Regions from separate parts of the Homo sapiens genome. Here region 2 is linked to region 1. The links are chromatin loops, found by intact Hi-C in ENCODE. Cell type or tissue: ascending aorta. All regions are shown on one strand. Each heading gives the region's core, and the rest is flanking DNA. Links, peaks and the distances in the headings are about the cores only. Region 1 overlaps TRAF3IP1 (TRAF3 interacting protein 1). Region 2 has its middle 45 kb from the start of LINC01107.

Evidence for each region. Hi-C counts contacts between places; a loop is a spot of excess contacts. Peaks named below come from ENCODE experiments on the same cell type or tissue, not always from the same donor. Only the 100,000 strongest peaks of a DNase experiment are listed, where the experiment ranks them.
Region 2: it touches region 1 in a loop (3-fold over the local background); 8 of 110 quality-filtered maps call a loop at or near these places.

Annotation. Positions count from the first base shown.
Region 1 is chr2:238,374,476-238,386,522 of GRCh38, forward strand. All of the region lies in intron 15 of TRAF3IP1 (TRAF3 interacting protein 1), which reads left to right. Among named protein-coding and RNA genes, the nearest start is that of ASB1, 46 kb to the right of the region's middle. RefSeq lists an enhancer at 9,662-9,781. In ascending aorta, for the core only: no CTCF peak of the experiment used is centred there; DNase peaks (open chromatin) are centred at 4,794 and 5,166; H3K27ac peaks cover 2,144 bases.
Region 2 is chr2:238,594,069-238,606,115 of GRCh38, forward strand. No RefSeq gene overlaps it. Among named protein-coding and RNA genes, the nearest start is that of LINC01107, 45 kb to the left of the region's middle. RefSeq lists an enhancer at 5,768-6,283. In ascending aorta, for the core only: no CTCF peak of the experiment used is centred there; DNase peaks (open chromatin) are centred at 3,213 and 7,513; H3K4me3 peaks cover 598 bases; H3K27ac peaks cover 4,101 bases.

The DNA of each region.
Region 1 (12,047 bases), core at 2,052-10,051:
CAACTTGACCATGGTGGATAAGCTTTTTTTTGATGTGCTGCTGGATTTGGTTTGCCAGTATTTTATTGAGGATTTTCACATCAATGTTCATCACGGATATTGGTCTAAAACTCTCTTTTTTTGTTGTGTCTCTACCAGACTTTGGTATCAGGATGATGTTGGCCTCATAAAATGAGTTAGGGAGGATTCCCTCTTTTTCTGTTGATTGGAATAGTTTCAGAAGGAACGGTACCAGCTCCTCTTTGTACCTCTGGTAGAATTTGGCTCTGAATCCGTCTGGTCCTGGACTGTTTTTGGTTGGTAGGCTATTAATTATTGCCTTAATTTCAGAGCCTGTTATTGGTCTATTCATATATTCAGCTTCTTTCTGGTTTAGTCTTGGGAGGGTGTATGTGTCCAGGAATTTATCTATTTTTTCTAGATTTTCTAGTTTATTTGTGTAGAGGTGTTTATAGTATTCTCTGATGGTAGTTTGTATTTCTGTGGGATTGCTGGTGATATCTCCTTTATCATTTTTTATTGCATCTATTTGATTCTTCTCTCTTTTCTTCTTTATTAGTCTTGCTAGCGGTCTATCAGTTTTGTTGATCTTTTCAAAAAACCAGCTCCTGGATTCATTGATTTTCTGAAGGTCTTTTTGTGTCTCTATCTCCTTCAGTTCTGCCCTGGTCTTAGTTATTTCTTGCCTCCTTCTAGCTTTTGAATTTGTTTGCTCTTGCTTCTCTCATTCTTTTAATTGTGATGTTAGGGTGTTGATTTTAAATCTTTCCTGCTTTTTCTTGTGGGCATTTAGTGCTATAAATTTCCCTCTACACACTGCTTTAAATGTGTCCCAGAGATTCCGGTATGTTGTGTCTTTGTTCTCATTGGTTTCAAAGAACATCTTTATTTCTGCCTTCATTTTGTTATGTACCCAGTAGTCATTCAGGAGCAGGTTGTTCAGTTTCCATGTAGTTGTTCGGTTTTGAGTGAGTTTCTTAATCCTGAGTTCTAATTTGATTGCACTATGGTCTGAGAGACAGCTTGTCGTGATTTCTGTTCTTTTACATTTGCTGAGGAGTGTTTTACTACCAATTATGTGGTCAATTTTGGAATAAGTGCGATGTGGTGCTGAGAAGAATGTATATCTGTTGATTTGTGGTATAGAATTCTGTAGATGTCTATTAGTTCTGCTTGGTCCAGAGCTGAGTTCATCTTCACTTTCTTTATGGTGTCTTTCAATGACATTTTAAAGACATTTTTAATTTTAATCAAACTTTTCAATCTTTTCTCTTATGGTTAATGCTTTTGGCGAGTCGGTTAAGAAATCCTTCTGTATTCCAAGGTCAGAAAGATATTTACTCTTTTTAAAAAAGTAAAGCTTTGTTTTGACATGTACATGCTTAATCCACCTGGAGTTGATTTTCCTGTATTCTGTGGGACAGAAGTGTAGTTTTTTTCTCTCCTCATATGGATAACCAAGTTTTCCTCCTTTCCCCATTGATCTGCAATGCTGTCTCTGCTGAATATGAAAGTTCCATATGCGTGGAACTCTTTCTGTGTTCTCTGCCCCAGAGGTTAGCAAACTTTTTCCGTAAAAGGTCAGGTAGTAAATATTTTCAGCCATGAGAACCATGTAATCTCTGTTGCCACTACTCAACTTTGTTATTGTAGTGTAAAAGCAACCACAGGCAATATATAAATGCATGAGCGTGGCTGGTTTCCAATAGGGCTTTATTTATTTATGGACACTGAAACGTGAATTTTGTATAACTTTCATGTGCTGCAAAATATTATCCTTTAACTGGGTTTTTCAACTATTTATAAATAAAAAATCATTCTTAGCTCATGGGCTATAGAGAAATCCAGGTGGTGGGCCGGTCCACAGGCTGTAGTTTATACTGCTCCACTGGCCCGCACTGATACCACCCTGCTGTAATGACTGTAGCTTCAGAACAAGGCCTTGTGTCTGGTAGCAAAGCCCCTGCCGCCTTATGCCTCTTCTTCAGCTATGTTTTGGCAATTATTGGTCTTGTCCACTTCCATCTACATATTATAACCTGCTTATTGAGTGCCGTGAAAAACCCTCTTGGGATTTCAGTTGGAGTATTTATGAACAAAACTATCTCTCCATTTATTTAGACTTGCTTTAAAGTCTTTTAGTGAATGTTTATAATTTGATTTGTTAAGGTTGTTCGTATCTTTTGTTAGATTTATATGTGGGTATTTATAGTTTATCTGCTATTATAAATACTGTATATTTATTTAAAATTGTTTTCTAGTTGTTGATTGCTGGTAGATAGTAATGCTGTTGACTTATAACCAGCTTCATTTAAAACTGTTTGCTTTAAACGTGTCTGTTGAGTCTTTTCTGTTTTCTTCGCTGTAATAGCAGCAAACACCTAATAGGGCACGGTGTGCAGGCTCTGTTCTAAGACAGCTAATAACATAGGTCATAGTGAGACTCGGGCACTGTTGTTACCCATTTTGAAACTGGGGCATTTGGAGGTTAAGGAACGTGTCCGGGGCCGTATGAGTGGTGAGTGGCAGAGGAGTGATTCAAGCCCAGGCAATCGCACCCAGAGTCCATGCCTTTAGCCCAAGCTCCGCACCATTGTCTGTGTCATCTGAAAGTCCTGATGGCTTCATTTCCTTCTTTCCAGTCTTAGGCATTTAATTCCCTCTTACTGTTGCATTTCTGTGGCTAGGCCCTCTGCTAGAGTAGGAATAGTAATGGTGATTGTGGGTAACCTCGTTTCCTTCCTTCCTGATTTTCTTTTTTTTTTTTTTTTTTTTTTTGAGACAGGGCCTCCCTGTCACCCAGGCTGGAGTGCAGTGGTGCAATCATGGCTCACTGCAGCCTTGCTTTCCTAGGCTCAGGTGATCCTTCCTCCTCCCAAGTAGCTGGGACTGCAGGCGAGTGCCACTCTGCCTGGCTAAGTTTTTGTAGGTTCCCCCCCCACTGTGGGGCTTGGTTATTAATGCGTGTTAAATTTTACTAAATGCTTTTTCTGGGTCGATTGAGATGATTCTATTATATTCCTTAATTCACTATATGATTGTAGCTTTTCTAATATGAAACAGTCTTTACATTCCTTGGATCAAATCAATTATGGTATATTATTATTATTTTTAATCCACTGTTAAGAGTCTAGTTGCTAATTAGTATTTTTCCATTTATATTCATGAATGAAATGGACCCATAATTTTGTTTTTCTTGTATGATCCTTATTTTTTTTAGTACCAAGGTCAAGAATGAATTGAGGATATTCTTTGTTTTTATCTGTTCTGGAAGAGATTGTATATGATTGGAATGTATTTCTTGACAATTTGACAGCTTCACATGTAAAACCACCTGAGCTTGGTGTTTCTTTGTGGGAAATACTTAAACCATTGTTTTCATTTTTGTATTAATTATGAGAGTATTCAGGCTTTTTAAAATGTGTTTTCGAGTCCATTTTGACTGTCAGTTTTTTGAAAATTTTCAAGCTTATTGGAAAAAAGCTCTTGCTAGAACTCTTTAATATTTGCTCTGGATGTAGTTTAGTTTAGTTTAGTTTTTGTTTGTTTGTTTGTTTTTTGTTTGTTTGTTTTAACCAATATTACTTACTTAGGCATTTTTCTTTTTTTAAATATATTTTTCCAGAAATTTGTCTGTCTGTCTAAACCACTGGCTTTTGGCTTTGTTGTTCTCTTTTTAATCTTTGTTTTTCTTTTCATTGATATCTCCAGTTTTATTTAAATTTTCTTCCTTCTCTACTATTTTTCTTTTTAAATTTATTAAGTTGGACACCTAAGTTACTAGTTTTTATTTAGCCTTTTAAGAATCTAATGGAAACTTGTTTTATGACTATAAATTATCATGTTTTAAAAGTTAGCATTCATTCATTCACCAGCCATCTGGCACCTGCCATGTGCTAGGCACTGTTCTCGGCATTCAGTCAGAAACGAATGACAAGGTTAACAACTGTCTTTTTGGCAGCTGTTGAGATGTTCCTATATTAATAGACTTCCTAATGTTGAACAGTTCTTACACACCTCAAATAACCTTTGCCTGGCCATCATCTATTATTTACCCAATATAAAACTATATTTAATTTGCTGACATTTAAAAATAGAACTTCATCTCTATATTAAAGTGGAATTGGCCTGGAGTTTGAGAGAGAGAGAGAGAGAGTTTGTGTTTAGGTTTTAGAATCAAGGTTATGTCCATTTTATAAAATTAATTTGGGACCCTGCGTTTTTTCCTGGGCCCTAGAACAGTTTAAGTCTGATGGGTGATCTGGGTTAAGGGAACTTTGAGGCTGGGCACTTTCTTCGCAGTTTGATCTGAAGCCGGGACCCCCCCCCAGGCCCCAGGCTGCTGGGTCAGAAGCCTCTTACCATCACTTGCAAACCCAATACCATGAGGCACTCAAGTGGTTTTGCGGTCAGTCTTTGCTGACCAGTACCAGGTTGCTTCTGCTCTTGCCTTCAGGGGAGGTGGGTCAGGAGTAGAAAGGCCCCAGAGGGAGGGTCCAGTCCTTCTTTGGTGCCCTCTGTGGGACTCAGCGTTCGGTCCCCACCTCAGGCAGCCTGGCGCTGATGCTGATGCAGCCGCCCTGTGTCAGGTGCTCAGCGGAACCCCAGACTTGTTCTCCTTGTTTCCTGTCGACTCACTCTTTGGTCGTCTGTGTGTCACTGGGGGCCTGTTTTCTTGCAGTCCAAGGTTACCTGGAGGCTGCTGGTCTCTCGGGCCGGACAACCCCCACCCCATTTAAGTCCCTGCCCACGAGTCTCCTCTTCAGAGAGGCCTTTCCTGTCCACCTAGCTGTGTGGGGCCTCAGCCGCACACTCACCATCTCTGACCCGGGCTCTGCTATCCTCACAGCATTGGTCACTGACTGAGACCATGCGACTGACTGAGACCATGCAGCTGGCTGTCAGGATGCTGGTGGAGGGAAGAGTGAGGAGTGCCAGCTTCAGCAGAACTCCTTATTCTGTCTGCCTTGGCAGCCACAGACACCTGCTCGTGTGAAGGCGGCAGCGTGGTGCCATCACTTGGGTATTTGGAACTTGACCATCCTGTATGTGAATTTTCCTTTGCTCATCCAGTCCTTAGACTCACTTCTTCTATTCATAATTAATTCTGTGACACGTGTTTTCTGCCGAGGACCTCTGACCTCATGGCCACTTCCTGCTGCAGGTTTAGACGGTGGTTTCCTCCCCCGCTCACATGCCAGCCATTCAGTTCAGTGGGTCTCTTGTTGCCCAGTAACTACCTTTTATAGCTGGTATTTTTGGAGTGATTAAATATGTTAAGAATTTAGAAGGCAAAATGTGTAATAATAACACTGGAGCCAGAATGATAAGGAAATACTGTAGCAATAGGCTCAATAGAAAATGATTAATATTTTAGTAAGACATTTAAAATAGCAAATCCAATTAGTTAGTACAGAGGTGGAAATAAAAAACAAAATAATTGAATAATCACCTCACTGGCCATTTCCAGCATTGATGGAGAAAGACAATTTTAAAGTCCATTTTAAAACTTAGATTCTTTTGCTGCTGCTGCCTATGAGATGGAAAGGGATTCTAAAATGTAGAGAAAGTGAACTTTACAACCTTATGTCCTTTGAAATTTGCTTAGAGGTTCATCTGCTCAGAGACGTCTACGTATTAGAACCATTCAGAGAGTGTTTCTGAAATGCTGGTGCCCAGGCCCCTCCCCTCTCAATTAGGATCAGTCTCTGGGCAGGTGCTGGCGCTGGGTGTAAAATTGCTCCCCAGGTGACTTCGTATGCAGCTGGATCCCTACGGTGCCTTCCAGCTTCTCAGAGGGCCTCTCTGAGCCCTGCAGGAGCCACGTGGAGAAGCTGCTTACCTGGGCCCTTTGGTTCCTGTGCACAACGACTGATCCTGTTAAACCCAGAAAATATGGTGTCTTCATGCCCAGGAAGGGAAGGTCCTCTCCCCCGGGTCCCTGAGTGGTGGGGGTGTCCTCTTGGATTTGGCTAATTTGAACAGGAAGCTCTGCAGTTGAGGCAGATCTTGCAGTATCCCCCTAACCGATAGGAAACATGCACTGCTGCCCGACCCAGTGGCCCAGCCCGGCCACTCACAGCATCTTCTTCTCGAGCATGTGGATGGACTTGGAGGCTTGTTTCCAGGCTGTTGTGGAAGAAGCAGATCCTGCTCTTCCTGAGCTCAGCCTCACCCTGAGCAGCCTCAGTTACCTGTGATTCACCCCCGGCCCCAAGGTGAGATGACCCCAACAATATTTTAAAGGAAATGCCTGCATCACACCTTTTTGTCTTTGAACTCCTGAAAAATCAAAATAACAGAAACACTGTTGTAAAGTGATTAGAAGAATGCAAGAAAATGAGGTAAAAGCATGTTAGCAACCTTCATTTTCATGAAGGTGTGTGAGTCAATGTTTAAATGTGAGTGCTGTAGCCATAAAACAAAGATGGAGAGCAAGGATCCTTCCTGGGAATATCTTCCATAGAGACTTAAGTTCTTTTGAGTGCTTGAAACCAGTTTTTCCAGATCTCTATTGAGTCTGACTCATTTGTTTTGGTTTCCTGAGGATACTCTCAAAAGGCTTCATCTGTCCTATTTACAGAATAGCAACTATTTTTCTTGCCACAATGACGGGATTTGGGTAGGATGCTTGGGTTTTTTTTTTTTTAATTATTTATTTATTTATTTTTTTTTTTTTCAGAATTCTGTTTCCATGGAACTCCTGGGTCAGCTAGGGTAGCTTGAACCCAAGTTTATCTTCCCCCTCTCAGAATCCCAGTGAAATGAATGGAACATAAAAATGGGGCAAAAACCAGTGAGGGTTGCACCCGCATTCCAGAAACTTTAGAAAAGTTTCTTTGGGACTTGCAGATGGGGCTGGATTCGAGGAGGGCCTGTAGGGCCCACTGAACCCCACTGACACCCTTGGAGGGGGCCATAGGCATGGGTGGCGGGTGGGGTGCTCTTTGATTCTTGTTCCCTGCTGTGGCTCAGTGGCATTTGGAAGTGGGCCCTGAGGAACTCCCAGGTTCAGGCAGGCTTGCCACCACGCTGGAGGCCGGGAAGGTGGGGGCCAGTCCTGTGCCTGCAAGCAGCACTGTGTGGAAGGATGCTGGCCAGGGGCTCCTCCAGTCACTGAAGAGAGATGGACCAAAGTTCCCTTGTAGACACCACCCTGATGGGCCACTGCCCTGCACTTGTCCCTGATGGGATCCTCGAAAATGGGTATAAACATTCATTTGCACCACTGTTACAGGTAGTGAGCAGAGAGAGGGTTCATGAAGCACCTCACGTGAGCAGAACTGACGGGGACCTTTGAGGAAAGCTCATCGTGGGCATGGGGTGGGATACTTCTGTAAATATGTTCATCATGCTCTACGAATTTAAAAAATGCCAATGATTAAGCGAAAAGCAAAAAAATGACATGAAGACAGGCTGAGAAGGAAAGGGGCTGGCGGGTAGGAAGCCACAGATGGGGAAGAGGAGCGCGCTGAGTCAAGGAGGGACTGTTACAGAAGCACACGGATGTGATCAGAGGAACAAAGTATTTACCTGAAGCCGTAAAGAAGCAGAATCGACACAACAGAATAAGCAACCAGTGATGTTTGGGGCAAACTTGAGAAGCCTTTCCAGAATATGAAGGAGGAAACACCAAAGCCATGGGGACATGTGAGAGAGGAGATGACAGAAAGGGGACAGAGAGCCCGGGTGTGATGGTTGGCATTCATAAGGAGGATACGAAAACAGGCGAAACAGATGCCACAGTGGTTCTCCTGCATGGAAGACCTGAGTATGCAGACAGGAAGGCACTCCCTGAGTGTCAGCTAAAAAGTACCAATATGATACTGAGACACATCCTGGTGGAATCGTTGACTGTCAAGGATAAGAAAAGAGCTCTGCAAAGGACCCAGCCAAAAAAGCTGATAAAAGAACAAAAATCAGATTGACCACAAACTTTTGCAACATTAAATGTTGAAAGAATCCAGAAAAATTTCACGATTGTAAAGGAAACATTGCAACAGAAGAACTTTATATAGCAGCTTAAGTTGTCATTTGCATCTGGAGGCAGTGAAATGGTGTGTTCAGATCAGCAGGTCGGGGAGGATGAGGGACATGTGGATGTCTGCCTCCAGGCAGGCCTTTTCCTGGGAGCGGCACGTCTTCCCTTGGCACCCCATAGATGTCTGAGGCTCAGCAGCTCACAGTCGAGTGTCACCAGCTTCCTCCCAGACAGACCTCCTTTGCTGGCTCAGCATAGGGCATCACTGTCCCCCAAGTTGCTCAAGAGAGTCCCACCCCTCCCTCCCTGCCCCTCCATCTCTCATAAAGCAAGAAGCCTGCATGCTTCTCTCTAGTCCTGCTGCCACCCTCTCCTGCCTTCATCAGTTCCCTGGACGGTTGGTCACAAGAGCCTCGTTGCCTCCTCTCTCTCTCCCCCAAGTTGGAAGCCACGTGTTTTTATTAAAACTTTGATCTCATTAGGTTTCTGTGCTCCTGAAATCCCTTTGTTGGCTTTTTATCGCCCATAGGATCAAGTCCGAAATCCTCACCACTCTCGGGCTCCAGCCACCTCCCTGCCTGTCTCTACACACTGTCCTCCAGCCTGCAGCCTTCCCTTGGCTTCCGGAACCTGCTGGTGGTTTTCACCTCTGAGGAAGTCTGCACCCAGCTCTCCCCTTTGTCTGGAATACTCACCCACTATAGGCCCACCTGCTGTAGGCTGCCCTCCAGGCAGTCTCCTACCACCCAGACTGTGTGGGGCTCCTCTTCCATTCCCCCATCTCCTTGGTGTCTCGGCAACTTGAATCAAACTTGCGGGTCTCTTTTCTGACTAGATTGTGAGAGTCCCAAGGGCAGTGGGCCCGGGCCCTGGCACACAGTAGGTGCTCAGTAAGTGCTGTGAGTGTGTGGCTGCACATAGTGGTGCTGTCCAGCATAGGCCTTTGGAAACTACCTATTAATGAACAATCTGCATTGAGTCTGTCAGTCATCATCCAACAGGTGAATGCTCACTGTCCCACTGCACAGATACACCGTGGCGTTTCCCTAGGCCCCTGCTGACTTTGGTGCTGGTGTGCTTACAGGCTTTTGCTATAATTAGAAATGCTGAGATGAAAAATCTTGCCCACGTATTTTTTAGCACCTCTCTAACGTTTCCTAAGGTAAATCTCAGAAGTAGAATCTTGGGTCGTCTAGATTGTCAACATCTTTCTGTCCCATACCTGAATGTGTTCATTTCCTCATTCTAGCAAACACTGGACATCTTAATTGATTTTGGATTCCTTGCTAGGAGCTAAACCCGTTTTATTACTTTTCATGTTGCAAATTGAGGTGAATAACTTTTTGTTTGTGCTAGTTGCATTTCTCTTTTTGTGAATTCCTGTTGTTATTCTTTGCATGGTGTTCTAATTTAGTCCGTTTACACTTAGTGCAGTTGTTGATATAGGGAGGCTTAAGTCTGTCATCTTGCTCCTTGTTTCACATATCTCCCCTTATGGTTTTTGTTCCTCTTTTGCTTATTTACTGCCGTCTTTGGGGTTGACTATTTGTTAGTTTTCTACTACATTTTGTCCACTGGCTTGTTCTCTGATTCAGCTGTGGTCTTGCAGGGCCCCCCCCATCTGGATGCATCCTCCTTGGCTCAGTGGCACCCTCATGCTCCTCCATGTAGACTCAGCTCTGTGCCCTGGTCAGGCTGTCATCCCCACACAAGATCTGGGGCACTCGTGGGCTGGCCTCCTGAGTGTCCCTTGTCTCGGGGCTCTCACTTGTATGCTGCCTCCGCCCACGGCTGACAACAGTTGCCTCTGATCTTTTGTTCTGTTTTACACTTGTTTGCTAGTCTGGTTTCTCCTTTTCTAATCTGTCCAGAATCAACCTGATGTATGTATGTATGTATGTATGTATGTATGTATGTATGTATGTATATATATATATATGGAGTCTTGCTCTGTTGGCCAGGCTGGGGTGCAGTGGTGTGATCTTGGCTTACTGCAACCTCTGCCTCCTGGGTTTAAGTAATTCTCCTGCCTCAGCCTCTGGAGTAGCTGGGATTACAGATGCATGCCACCCCGCCTGGCTAATTTTTTTTTTTTTTTTTTGTATTTTTTTTTTAAATACGTTTTACCATGTTGGCCAGGCTGGTCTTGAGCTCCTGACCTTGTGATCTGCCCGCCTCAGCCTCCCAAAGTGCTGGGATTACAGGCGTGAGCCACCACGCCTGGCCTGATGTCCTTTAAAAAGGATTACAGAATCCTAAAACTCTATGGCTAGAATGGAGTTTAGAGATTTCATTTCAGCAAAGATGAAGAAATTTGAACAAAAGGTTAAGAATTGCTAGTAATTTTTTCCTAAAGCATGTATTTTATTATATAATCAAAAGTGAGATAGAATATATTCTAGGATCGAAACTCTGTTTCCTAATAGATAAATGTATTTGTGACTAGTTCCCTTAGTAGTTTCTCCAGTATTTTTTCCTTCTTCATGTAGCCATGGCCAGGGAAGAGTCAGTCATTTCAGTTAAGAAATTCAAGTCAGTTGTAGCTTTTTATTTTTCTTTCTTTCTTTATTTTTTTTTGAGATGGACTCTCGCTCTGTCCCCCAGGCTGGAGTGCAATGGTGCGATCTCGGCTCACTGCAATCTCCGCCTCCCGGGTTCATGCCATTCTCCTGCCTCAGCCTCCCGAGTAGCTGGGACTACAGGTGCCTGCCACCACGCCCGGCTAATTTTTTGTATTTTTAGTAGAGACAGGGGTTTCACCGTGTTAGCCAGGATGGTCTCGATCTCCTGACCTCGTGATCCGCCCGCCTCGGCCTCCCAAAGTGCTGGGATTACAGGCGTGAACCGCTGCGCCTGGCCTGTAGCATCGTTTAAGTGTTGACTACTTACCTTACATTTAACCAAGAAATTATTCCTGAACCGGATAAAATCACTAGTCAGTGTACTTTCTCTTAAAAATAAATGACTCATGTAAAATTCAATATCCATTATACTGAAAACCTGTAATGAACTAGGAATAGAAAACTACTTCTTTTTCATGAGAGAGAGAAAACACCTGTGTCAACAGTCAACATCGTATGTAATAGTGAGTGGCTGGAGATATTTCTACTACAGTCAGGAACAAGGGTGGGTACCATGACCCTATTTAGATATTCTACAACAGTGGTCCCCAACCTTTTTGCTACCAGGGACTGGTTTCGTGAAAGCCAGTTTTTCCGTGGACTGCTAAGTCTGTTTGTACAGTATTCTTTTGGCCTCAAACCCACCTCTGGTGATGAGAATGTTTCTTTCCTTTTGGTGCAAGGAGGGCATCTCCTACATGGGAGTTTCATCACCTGCTTTTAAGAAGAAAGGGGGAAGTCAGACTGGCCTTCTTGCACCGCTGTTTTTTAAGTGCCTTTAGCTCAAAATAATGCTCCTGCCAAAGTAGCATATTTTTGGGTGGGATAGTCTGTCACCCTTCAGTGAACAGGTGATTTCAATAAATATTTCCCTTGTCGAAGTCAAATAAAATATAGAGACAAATCTTGAAATTTAAAACATTTTATTCGGGAAGAAAGAATTACAATTTGGGGTATACATGCAGACCAGATGGTCTTCGGTATGTCTGAAGAACAGAGCAGGTTGGGAGTTTTATCAGAAAGAGAAAGGTTACGTATTGTCTTGGAAGAAAACTCATTGGCACTAGAAAAGTTTTGGGGAGCTGGCAAGCTGGGATTGGTGAGTGACAGTGGTAGGTAAAGCCGGTCTTAGAGTCACAGAGGGTTGTTTCAGTGGCTTCTAGGTAAAACTGGTCTTAGAGTTACAGCAGGCTGTGTCAGCAACTGGGCTTCTGAAAAATATAACTCTTAAACATTTTTTTATTTTTATTTTTGTGACAGAGTCTCACTCTGTCTCCCAGGCTAGCGTGCAGTGGTGTGATTTTGGCTCACTGCAACCTCCGCCTCCCAGGTTCAAGCGATTCTCCTGCCTCAGCCTCCCAAGTAGCTGGGACTACAGGTGTGCGCCACCATGCCTGGCTAATTTTTGTATTTTTAGTAGAGACGGGGTTTCACCATGTTGACCA
Region 2 (12,047 bases), core at 2,616-10,615, 220 kb after region 1:
ACTGAACCCCAAGTTCTTTGGCCTGGTTGCCATTCCCTGGCTAGCACCACGTATTTACGCCTTTGTGCCTTTTCACATGCCTCGGCTTCTCCTTGGAAATCCTGTTCATATCACCCTTTTCTTCTGCAACTGAAACTTGCTATTTGTCATTCTGGGCTTAGCTCTGATTTCACCAGTTCTGTGGCTCCATTCTTAGCCATCGCATCCCTTCTCCTCTCCTTGGTCTCTCAGTCACGTCTCCTACCTCAGTTGAAATTCTTCCCACTAGTCTTGAGCGTAAATTAGTTCAACCATTGTGAAAGACAGTGGGGCAATTCCTCAAGGATCTAGAACCAGAAATACCATTTGACCCAGCCATCCCATTACTGGGTATATACCCAAAGGATTTCCGATAAATCATTCTACTATAAAGACACATGCACACCTATGTTTATTGCAGCACTATTTACAATAGCAAAGACTTGGAACCAACCCAAGTGCCCATCAGTGATAGACTGGATAAAGTCTACCCCTCTTCCAGAAAGTTTGTGAATAACCCACCCCTTATTTAGCATATAATTAAGAGTGGGTATAAATAGAGCCAGCCAGCAACCCACAAGTGCTACTCTGGGCCCCTCTGCCTGTGGGATAGCCCTGCTCTGCCAATGAAGCAGCCATCTTGCTGTTCACTACGCTATATAAACTTGCTTTCTTTCACTGTTGGCTTGCTCTTGAATTCTTCCCTGAATGAAGCCAAGAACCAACTCAGGCTGAGCCCCCGTTTTTGGGTTTGCCTGCATCACCTGCAGTGGAGATGGTTGGTTGTTTACCAAAATCATTTCTCCCTTCTCTCTGGACATACTGCTGGACTACATTTCCCATCCAACATGACAGGTGGGCACGGCCTGACGACTGGATTGTCCAACAAAACACAGAAAGTGTAGACAAGAGAACAGCAGAAAGTGACGCCTGCAGCCACAGAGATGTGCTCCCAGTCTCCCTCTTTTCTGACTGCTGGGGGTGCACACCACAGCGAGGCCCAAGGGCTGTGATGGAGGCCTAGGATGGAAGGTGGCTGGTCCCTGAATTACTTCTAGGAGAGGCACCATCTGCTGAGCAGGAACCCCTGCCTGGGACAGTTGCAAGAACAAGAAATCAGCTCCTTTTGTGCCAGAACCAGTATGCATGTTGAGGTCCAATCCTACAGTTAGTGATGTGGTAACAGAAATGAGCTTTGTGCTTCCATGCCCTGGGCAACTGCAGGCAGCTGAGGCCCCCATCTGCAGGTGGTCTCTGCAGGCAGAGGGTTTCTGGTGAAGGGCCCTATGGGGTTTCTGATGAGGGCCCCACAGAAACCAGAATCTCTTCCCTGCTGCTTATTTCAAATTCTGCTCGGTTGTCCCTTCCAGGCCAGGCGGGTAATCTTGCTTGTGGCCACACTCCTCTTCCTGGGACCTGAGCCTGCCCTCCTGCTCCTGAGTAGTTCATTGTGATGCTGTCTGCTGTGGCTGTGGAGTGCTACGCGCTGGCCAGCCTGAGGGCGACCTGTACCGCCTTGGCCAAACCCTTTACCCCACTGAGAGATACCTCCCTCATCTGCAGCGAGAGTCCCTACCTTGTAGGGCAGTGTGAAGGATGTCCTGAGATGGTCAGGACTTAGCACCCTGTAAGCACAAGAGCTGTTCTTGGTGGCGTTATGATCACACCCACAGATAGGGCCTCAGGCAGGCCTCAGTGTCCTCCTGGCTGGCCACGTGCTACGGATGTCCCCATGCACTTGATGTGTCAGCAGCAGAAGGACCTTCAGGAGGAGGCAACGATGGGATGAGACGAGGCTCAAAGGAGGATGTTGCCGCGCAGAGACGTTTCGGGAATATGAGGCAGGTCACCACCTATGATTCTTGTGGTAGTGGAGGAATGGTGGCGGCTGTCATTGTGACACCCACTTTAGAGACAGGAAACTGAGCTTCAGAGAGGGGGAGTCCAGGCCCCACAGCACACAGCCAGGAAAGGGCCGGGCAGAAGGGGCTTTGGGTTTTAACCTAACTCACCCCGACTGCCTGCTTCTTCACCCAGCCATCATGGAACGTCTCTGTGCCTCTTCCCTGCTCTCGTGGAGGCCTGGGTCAGGCAGCTGCCCAGAGGCAGACGTGCACTGTGACCCTAGAAGACTGTTCCAGACAGGCCAGCCCAGGCAGAGACAAAACAGGGACCTGCTCCTCATTGGTGTCACGACCAAATGCAGGGGATTTGCTAAGGGAGGCGCAGCCATGAATTGGGAGCCAGCTTCGTGCTCTGCCACTCCTTCTTGCTAATCCCTCGAAAATCCAATCAGAGCTGTTTCCCTCCATGAAACCAACTGGACACAGCACATACTGGCCGGACCTCTGCCAGCATGGAGTGGATCTTTTTTCTGTTTAAAGAACCAGGTTTCAAATGTTCTTAATAAAACGTTTATATATATCATGCAGGGTGCAAATAAATATTTTAATATAATTGGAAGAATGTAGAGAATTGTAAAAAGTTATGGAAGTTTTACTTCTGATTGGCCAAGACTCAATAAACTCTGGTTTGATGTACTCTAATTTATAGGCGTGCAAAGCCAACTCTTTGGCATCAGAGAGGCCGTTAACGTTGTAATGATGTTTAAACGCTGACAAATGAGCTGCTTGGGCGGCACCTTCAGCCCTGAGAATGGAACTGTTGGAGCTGGAGGACTTGCCTGTCCCCAGCTTTCTCCCTTCCTCCCGTGCTGGTGGAGCAGGTTAAGGGCAGGAGGACTGTTCATTGGGGCGACTGCTCCCCATCGGTTGAGGGGAGGGCACAAAGGGGACCCATGGCTTCTTTTTCACTGTTGTCCCTAATTATGGTCTTTCTCATTAAAATAACAAGGACCATTTCTGCTAGAAACGCTGACACATGTTTTTACTTTTCTGGGCCGATGGAAACCACATGTAGAATCCATTCCTTCCTTTTTTCCCTCCAAAATGCAAATGGAAGAGCTGGTCCAGGGGGTCCCCGGTTGCCCAGCCCTGAACAGAGGCTTGGGGAAGCCCCCTACTCCCACGCCAAGACGTGACTTGCGCTTCTCTGGGCACTTTGTGCCAGCCCTACCAGGGAGTGCTGCCCCGCTCCCCAGGTCTCCCTCTGCTTGCTGGCACTGGGCACTCCCAGCAGGCATAACCCGAGCAGAGCTGAGTGGTTATTTATAAACTCTCTTGAATGCCAAAGCGCCAGGAACAATCCATTCCCCCCGTTTGCAGGAACATACTTTCAGCATAACTCATCACTTTGAAGATGGGTCCAAACTTTTGTTCACATTTATTGACAGGAAGTTGTTTTTCAAAGCTCAAGTCAGCAGGCAGGCCCCGGGCCAAGAGGCTCCGCCACCTCAAGCTGGCGCGGCTCTGAGGGCCCATAAATTGTGTTAGCCTCCCACCCACCCCTCTCTCTCCCTTTTTCCGCTAGAATTTGCCCAGAGGTTGAACATTACGTTTTCCCTTTGTAAAGTTTCTTCTTAAACTTTTTCTTTCTTTCTTTTTTTTTTTTTTAAGAGAAAATCACCTATTGGAAGTGTTAAGAGGTTCTTTTCCTCTCTGAAATTCTAACCCTTTATGGTGCTCTTGAACTTCCTCTTTCCCGCATAAGCCACTCTGAGCCCTCCTTACTGCATGAAATTTCTCGGCCAAGGGTCCTCCTTCTCATCCCCCTACTTGAGCCTTGAAGCAAGAATGTCCTCCCGGGCTCTAAGAGCTCTGCCTCTCCCCAGGCCTCTCTCCCCTCAACTGGGAATCAGGAATCCTAGGGCAGGTTGTCCCAAGGCCTGGAGGGGCCATCAGGCAGGAGGACTCAGTGATGTGGGGTCTCCTGTGGCTTCTTAGCTCTCTACTCACCCCACACATTTACCCTTTGGGGCTGACCTGGGTGTCCATGACTTATAGATCTAATCCTCCCCCAACATCCCACTAATGTTCCCAAATTGTCCCGCCCCCAGTGGGACCCCTCCATTCCCCTTTAAATAGACTCTTCTCCCTACAGCCCTGAGCTCTTCCAGTTACCCCAACCAGGGACCTGGGGGTCATCCCAGACCTCTCCCAGATTCCTGCCCCTGGTTGGGCACTGAGTCCTAAGTGTTTCTGTACCAAATTTGTCTTCCTACCCCTTCACCACTGCCTGGTTTCAGGCCCTGCTCCATTTTCGGGGTCACTCCCAGACCTCGGCAGGCCAACTTCTCTGTGTCCCAGATGCCTTTTCTGTAAATCGGGGCAATGTCAGTGCCCACCCCACTGCGTGGTGGCAAGCATTTCATGGGCTCATGTTTGCAAAGCACGCAGGATGGCTCTGGGCATCTTAAGTGCCACAGGTTGTTCTCCTGCTGCCGCTTTTCTTGGGTCTCTGGGTCACCCTGTCACTCTGAGTCAGTCCATTCCTTATGCAGCCACCGAGAGGACCTTGAAACAATGCACAGCACATTCTGCCATGCCTGTGCTTGAACCCTGTGCCCGCTCTCAGTTCCCCGTGGGATCCCCCATCCCTGGCTCTGCCTGTCTGCCTCCTGTGCCCCGCTGTGTCCAGGGGCTCTGGCCTTTGGAGTTGGCCTTGTTCCTTTCTGTTTCTCCCCTGGTCATTCCCTCCCTCTCCTTCCCTGTGAGCCCCTCTGGAAGGTGTTCCTGACCCTCCACTGTCCCTTCTACCCTGTCCTGGCTCAGAGGCCCTTGCCTACCCCCACACAGGCGTGCCGTGTACTCTGCCACGAAAGCTGCAATTCTTTCTCACGATCTCTGTGTTTTCCTGCGTTTGGAGACAGGGTCTGTGCCTCAGGGATCTCTGGGCCCACGGTGCCCAGCACAGATTATGGGCATAGTAAATAAATGCTCATCTAAAACGTGTGAATGACAAAGACCAGGAGACAGACCATGGCGCATGCGTGAGTTAGGAATTTCCCCCATGACGTCACCTCTTTGACTATTCTGATTTTGTCTAGTGATGGGTCAATCCATTTTTTGGTTTTTAACCTTGACAAGAGCCCAAATACCAAAATGAACTGTCTCTGTGTACTGATATCATGTGAAACTTTTCAAACCCAGGAAGCATTGGAAGCTCACACTTTTAGTGGGACCAGGGAGGAGAAGGGAGAGAGGGACATGAGGGAAAAAGGTGAATGGGTCCATTTTGTCTTGGAAGAAATAGGAAACGCAGCAGTCCGTGGAGGAGCCTCAGGGGCCCAGGTGTGGAAGAGAGTGCATGAGGCTTGGATCTGCAGGGGTGCTGCCCCGCGTGGGTCTGCCCGGGAGTCCTGAAGTCCTTGCTGCTGGAGAAGAGGGGTTGTTCTGGAGCTAATGGCATTGGAGCAGTGAGGTCAGATTGCAGGGACTAGGCACAGCCAGTGCTGGGAGGGCTTTGCCCTTCCCGCGGCTTTGTGCATTTGTTTTCAAATACAAGTAATAAGACTCTGGGCTGTTTGGAGCCCTCACTGGAGCCCCTCAGACCAGGAAAGGAAGAGCTGCCGGAGGCAACGGATACTAACCCAAGCTAGTTGATGCCTAACTAAACACCTGCATCTTGGTTTGTTTGTGTGGGAAGTGATGGTTGGACCAGGTGGTCTCTGGCACCTTGTGGGGGTGCCTCACCAGCTGCAGGGCAGGGCTCCAGGCTGGCAGAGCCTGCAGATGTCCCCACCAATGCTGTAGCGATGGGCTGCCACGGATGCTGGGGCAGCAGCCACGATGAGAGCCTGGGGGTTGGCCTCCTTGGGGTAGCCTGGTAGCTGCCAGCCCTGAGTGGCAAGAAGGTGCAGTGGGCTGGCCCTGCACCCCACTGCTCTCCTGTCCCCCACATGCCTCCTGCTGGGGGTCTCGAGGCTCAGCAGCGGCACTGACGGCCTCCGCAGGACCCCCTCCTGCCTTCTCACACTGGGGGCTTCTCCACTCCTCTTTTCCTGGTGCGTAGCGTCCTGCTCTCTGGTCCCTTTCATCGCCTTGGGGGGTGTTCCCTCCACATTCTCAGGTGGAAGTGTTTAAGGCCAGTCCCACAGCCACCCCTCTGGATCTCCTCCACCCCAGCGCGGTGCCCCCTGCAAATGGGGCCCACATGTACAGCAAAGCAGGATGAGGCAGGCCCCGCCTGCCAAGAATGTGGCGCAGCCTCCTGGGCATGGGACATTGAAGGGAGCGATGCATGCAGGACAGCGTCCTCCTCTGCCTGGAGTCCATGGAGGAGACCTCCTCGGAGTGGGAGGCTCCGCAGGCCGCCAGATGCTGGGGAGGGCGCTGGGAAGCTGGGAGGAGGTGGCGGGACGTGGGTGGGGAGGGGCTCCCTGTTGGGGCGTCCCGTCCTGTCCCAGGGGCTGCGGGAGTGGTCCCACCATAGTGGTCTCACCTTGGCCCAAATAGAGGTGGTGTCACCCAGGCCTTGCTGGGGAACATGGAGCTTGGGGTCCCTGGGACACCGCGGAGGGTCCACGTTTCCCCGAGTCCATCGGCAGGTGTGGACACCGCCTTTTCCTTCCTCTCGCCTTCTGCTTGGCTGTCTCTTGAGATGACTTTAGAAATGTAACACCTTGAGAACACTGTATGTTCACTTCCCTTTGAGCCTCATGACGACCTCAGAGAATGAACGCTCCCCCCACGCTGGAGGCTCGGGTGGCTAAAGCCGTCCCCGGGTGGCGATACTGGGTGGGCCTGGCGCCCGCCTGGTCCCCTGTGTGGTTCCTGGCTTACTTCCCCTCCTCAGTGCCACGTCCATCTCACAGACTTTTTTTTTTTTTTTTTTTTTTTAAACTGGTAGTTCCAGATTTGGGGGCAGGAGGCAGTGATTTGGGTGTGAAAATCCGCTGAGCTGGGATTGAACATGATGGGGCTGGAGACTCTCAAATGGGACAGTGGCTCGTCCTAACTCAGAGCCCAGCCCACACCTGTCCCCAGCACCCAGCACCCAGCACCGTGCCCCCAGCGCTTACCCCATGGAGGGTGGGAAGACAGGTGAATTAGTGTAGGAAGGAATAAGGAGGAGTCCCGTTCAGTGGAGAGCAGGCTGTGCGCTACCCCACTGTGGAGAAGGGTTGCACAGGCACCTCCAGGGGTATGTTCTGGCCACTCCGTGCTGCAATCTTGGGGCTGCCTGCCCATCCCTAACATGTTAGACTCAGACTCACTGCTCTTGCATCGTGCCCCAGCCTCCAAGGAAAACCAGCCAGCAACCACAGCGCCGGTTCTAGGGACCCTCCTGGATCAGGCCCACGTGGTTACTGCCCCTCGGGCCTCAGATCAGTGGTTCTATCCCCAGCTCACCTGTCCCTACCCGCCCGTGGTCTGACTTCTGCTTCTGGGTTCTGCTCCTCCTTTGGGCCTCTGATCCTCCTTTGGGCCTTGCCCTGCAAGCTGCTTTGCTCTGGTTGGTCTCTGAGAGGAGCCCCTGCCCCTGGTCCAGTGCGGAAGGAGGAGGCTAGCAGCCAGCGCTTTCCCGCAGCTCACTTGCTGTCTGTGGGCCGACAGGAAGTTCTTCATGGGGAAAGCCAAGAAGCCAAGACTCACATAGCAAAGCCTCCGTTTGGAAGCCGGTGTTAGTCCTTTCTCCTTGAGGAGCAGTTTCAGTCAGTGCATCACTCCAAATGGGTTTGGTAACACTGAGCTTATGGTACAATGAAAATCACTCTTGCCAAGAGAGCAAATGCAGATGAAAGGCAGGGTGAGTCACACGGGCTCTCCATGTCCCTCTTGCTGCACCCCCAGCAGCCTTTGACACAGGAGCCAGCCACAGACAGTGCTGGACCCCAGCACGTTGCCCCAGACTATGCAATGTCCAATTTCTCCAGGCCTCACCTTCTAGGACCCACTTCCCGATGCCTGGACATCTCATTGTTCTTTTCTGGTTTACTTCCAAGCTCTGGGGAATCCACCCTTGGCTAGCATCACTCAGAAATTGCACAACTACCATTTTAAGACAAGATTTTAAGAGCTGTTTAATTTAACTTTTAATGTTGGTTAAGCTCCTATAGGTAGTGTCTGGGACAGTGTAGCAGCAGGAGAGCAAATTCTGGCACCTACCCTTATAAGAATTTATGAACAGTGTTTTCTGCTAAAAATAGTAAAGTTCTAGTTCTGCTGACTACATAACAATGACCAGGGCAAGCAACTTGCTTAATCGCCTCAGTCTCATATATTTTTTTTTCACTCGTCAGAGGTGGACACTCAACTTTCATAAGATAAGTGGCATGAAAATGCTCTTTGAGCTGTAAAAATATTGGCTGATTTACAAATGACTGTTTTGACGAAGGTATTGGAAAGAACTTTTATTAGAAGACAGTGAGTGCTTCCACAGGCACTAACCTCTCTGGTGTTTTGAAAATGCTCCAAAGGGCAAATTCTAGCACTGTGAAAGATTTGAGAGACGGCTACCTCGTTAGCTGTTCTATTTCCTCATTATTATTTTTGGCATCTCAGATGGCCACTGACAGGCATAAAGAGATTATTTCTCCCATATACCCATCTCTTTTTCAGGAATTAAAACTATAGAAAATCTCAGTGGCAAGACTGGGGCACAGGAGCCAGGGAATGGGATGAGAAATGTTCCTTGCAATGCCGGAAGCCCTTTCCCGAAGTCACACATTTTCATGAATAAACTAGGGATGAGTTAAGCTGGATGTTAGAGTTGGATTTATAATGTATGAAATAGTTTATTGTAAATGTTTATTTTAAACCTCAGTTTTCAGCAGTCTGATGAACCAGATAGCCTGAGAAACATCTTGATATAAAATGTCTAGGGATGTTGGCTAAAATACAGCAGTATAATAAACATTGCTCTTGAAAAGATAAGGGAAATCCCTTGTGGAGGCCCAAACCAAAGAGGAAACAGAAACCAGAAATATAAGATAACCGATGCTAGGGCTATGCTGGGGGAAGGCATGGGATGGCAAAGGTGGGAGTTGAGGTTACTTTGTATGTCTTTTTAACTAATGAATTTTTGGATTTTAATGGCCATGCAGAAATAGGAAATGAATCTTTGAGCCCATAAGAGGCTGGAAATTAGAACTGAGTTTCCTATACAAGAGTTGTCTTCTGCCTTTGAAGAATTACACTTCCAATGAAAAGGTGGACCAGAAGAACAATCCAGCCATTGGCACAGGGAAATAACAGAAAGCCTGTCAACCTTGGCCTGATTCTGAGTAGGAGAAAATGGTTGTCCTTGAGAATTTGTATGTAGTGGCTATCCTCAGGTGTATTTGGGGTGTGAATTTATACTATCTGAGTGACATGGAGCCCCCAATCTGAGCAATTTAGATAAAATTAACCCTGGAGCACCTGGCAGGAGAAAACACAAAATCTCTGTGGATGTACACAAAGCATTCCTACAGAAAAACTGCAATGAAGATGAGCTCACAATCCAAAAGTGCCAATCCAAGGGAGAAAAATAAACTCTGAGCAAGTTCAAAGATATAACAAACAGTGGGATTAAATTCCTAAGAGCTTCAGGCAACAATATTATCAAAATAAAGATTATGAGATAGAATTAAAGACACAATGGAAAATTAAAAAAAAAAGAGAAAACAGCAAGCTGCCACCAAGGGAAGACAAAAGACAGGGAAGATTTGAAAAGAACAGAAGGAAATATATAGGAATAAAAATATAGTGATTGAAATTTAACTAAGTCTTTAATGGTTAGGTTAAAAAGCAAATTAGACATAACTAAAAGGAGAATTAGTTAAGTGGAAAATCACTGTGAGCACATGGAAATAAAGAGACAATTTGGAAGCAAGATTAATAGATATGGAGAATAGGACAAGAAGGTCTAATAGAAGCACAATAGGAGTTATAGATGGAGAGAAAGGAGAGAATGAGAGTGAGTCAATATTGAAAGAGATGGTGACTGAGAATTTTCAAAATGGAGAACAGTTCTGAGCTCTCAGATTCAAGGAAAATGTAGTCCTAAATATTAGGGTAGACATAAGGAAATGCATCCCTGGATAGATTAGAGTAAGCTATGTAAGAATGCCAAGTACAAAGATAATACCTTAACAGTAGCCAGAAATGTAAGATGTCCTATGAAGGAATGACAATTAATTTGGCTGCCACTTCTCAATGATGACCAAAGGATAGTGGAATTATATCTTCAAAGTGTTGAGAGAAAATAGAATTTTCTACCTAACTAAACTGTCATACAAGAATTAGGGAGAAAGGATGAAAAACAAAGCATTAGGGAATTTATAACTAACAGAGTCCCAGCTAAAGAACTTCCAGGAATGCACTTTATCTGGAGAAAACTGAATCCAGAATGAAGAAGTGAACCGAAAGCAGAATGGTGAGCAAATAAATTAGTAAACATATGGATAAATTGGAACAGGATTGACAATGGATGACAACAATAATAGCAATGACATTTCACATGTATAAAAACACGTAGGACCTGAAATACTGGATTAAGTATCATGTAAGTTGGGAGGAGAGTGACCCAATCCCCTAGTAATATGTAACGTGGGAGGATAATAATCTAGAATTCCAAAATCATTGAATGATCCCATGAACAATTGAGTTAACTTGAGATCTTGGAATGCTGAGTACACATGTTAAAATTTTAATCATGACTGCTGGGAGTTGGGGAGCGTGATAAAAGTAGAATTTGTAATTTTCAAAACAGTAAAGGAAAAATGAGAAAAGAAACTCTTTAATCCTATTGAACAAGGCGGCAAATGTTTTCTGTAAATGGCCAGATAGTACATACTTTTGGCTTTGTGTGCCATATGGTCTCTATTGTATCTATTCAACTCTGCTATTGTAGTGCAAGAGAAACCATAGAGAAGATTTAAACAAATGAGCATGGTGGTGCACTCCAATTCAACTTAGTTTATAAAAATAGCAAATGAACTGGATTTGGCCTGAAGGGTGTAATTTGCCAATCCCTGCTATAGAAGATAGGAAAAGAAGTAAAAAGCTAGAAAGATAGAAAGCACAAATTAAGATGGCAGAAACAATTCCAAATAGGTTAGTTAACTACAAAAAATGTAAACAAATTGAGTTTTCTGAATAAAACCAGAGACTGATAGATTAAATAAAGAAAAAAATGACTTTATGCTTTTAGCAAGACCAATTCTTAAACAATATGGAAAACAGAAAGGTGTAAAGTAAAAGTGGAGAAATAGATGTGCCAGACAAAGATTGATGAAAAGAAAGGTTATTAACTATATTAAAACACAAAAAAGGCCTTAAAGTAAAAAAAGCATTAGTCAGGTCTAAAAGGATTATTTTAAAATGGTAAAAGAACTAGAATTCACTAGGAAAAATTTATAAACTTAGATACCCCTAAAAATATGGCCTCAAAATACATAAAACAAAATTTGACGGAATTACAAGGAGAGGTTTATAAGTCTACCCTTACAGTGTAACAAAGTAAGTGTATGGATTTTTAAAATACAAATTAAGAATTTATATCTAATGACATATAGAATGTTATACCTAAAAATTAATAATGCATATTCTTTTCAAGTACAAATGCAACAGTTATAATAATCACATATTAGGTCATAAAATACAATTCAACAAATATTAACAAAATGGGATCATGCAGGCCATGTTCTCTCTCCACTATATATTGTTCAAGTAAAAAAATTGAATGAAGTTATACATTTGGATGTTTTAAAGCATATTTGCAAATAAGTCATGATCCAAAGAAGAAATCATAATAAAAAAGACTATATTATAGGCTGAATGATAATAAAAATGCCATACATCCACACTTGTGGAATGCTGTTACAGTAATACGTAGAACAAAATTTATAGCCCTAAATGCATTCATTAGAAAAGAAAAAAGACTGGATACTATTAATCTAATAGAAATTAAAAGAACACAGGATAGGAGGCAGAACTAGCTTGCAGTTCCAGCTCCGATGGACAGAGCAGGGTGTGGAGACTTGGATCATCAACTTTTGCTCCAAAACGACTACTGCAGGAATATACCAGGAAAGCCAAGAGAGCCCACAGACCCTCTGAAGGAATCGGATTGCTCCTGCGGGATCTGGGAGACAGCCCACGTATTGTGAGTGTCTAAGCTGTGACAGTGGAAAAGTGGGATTATCT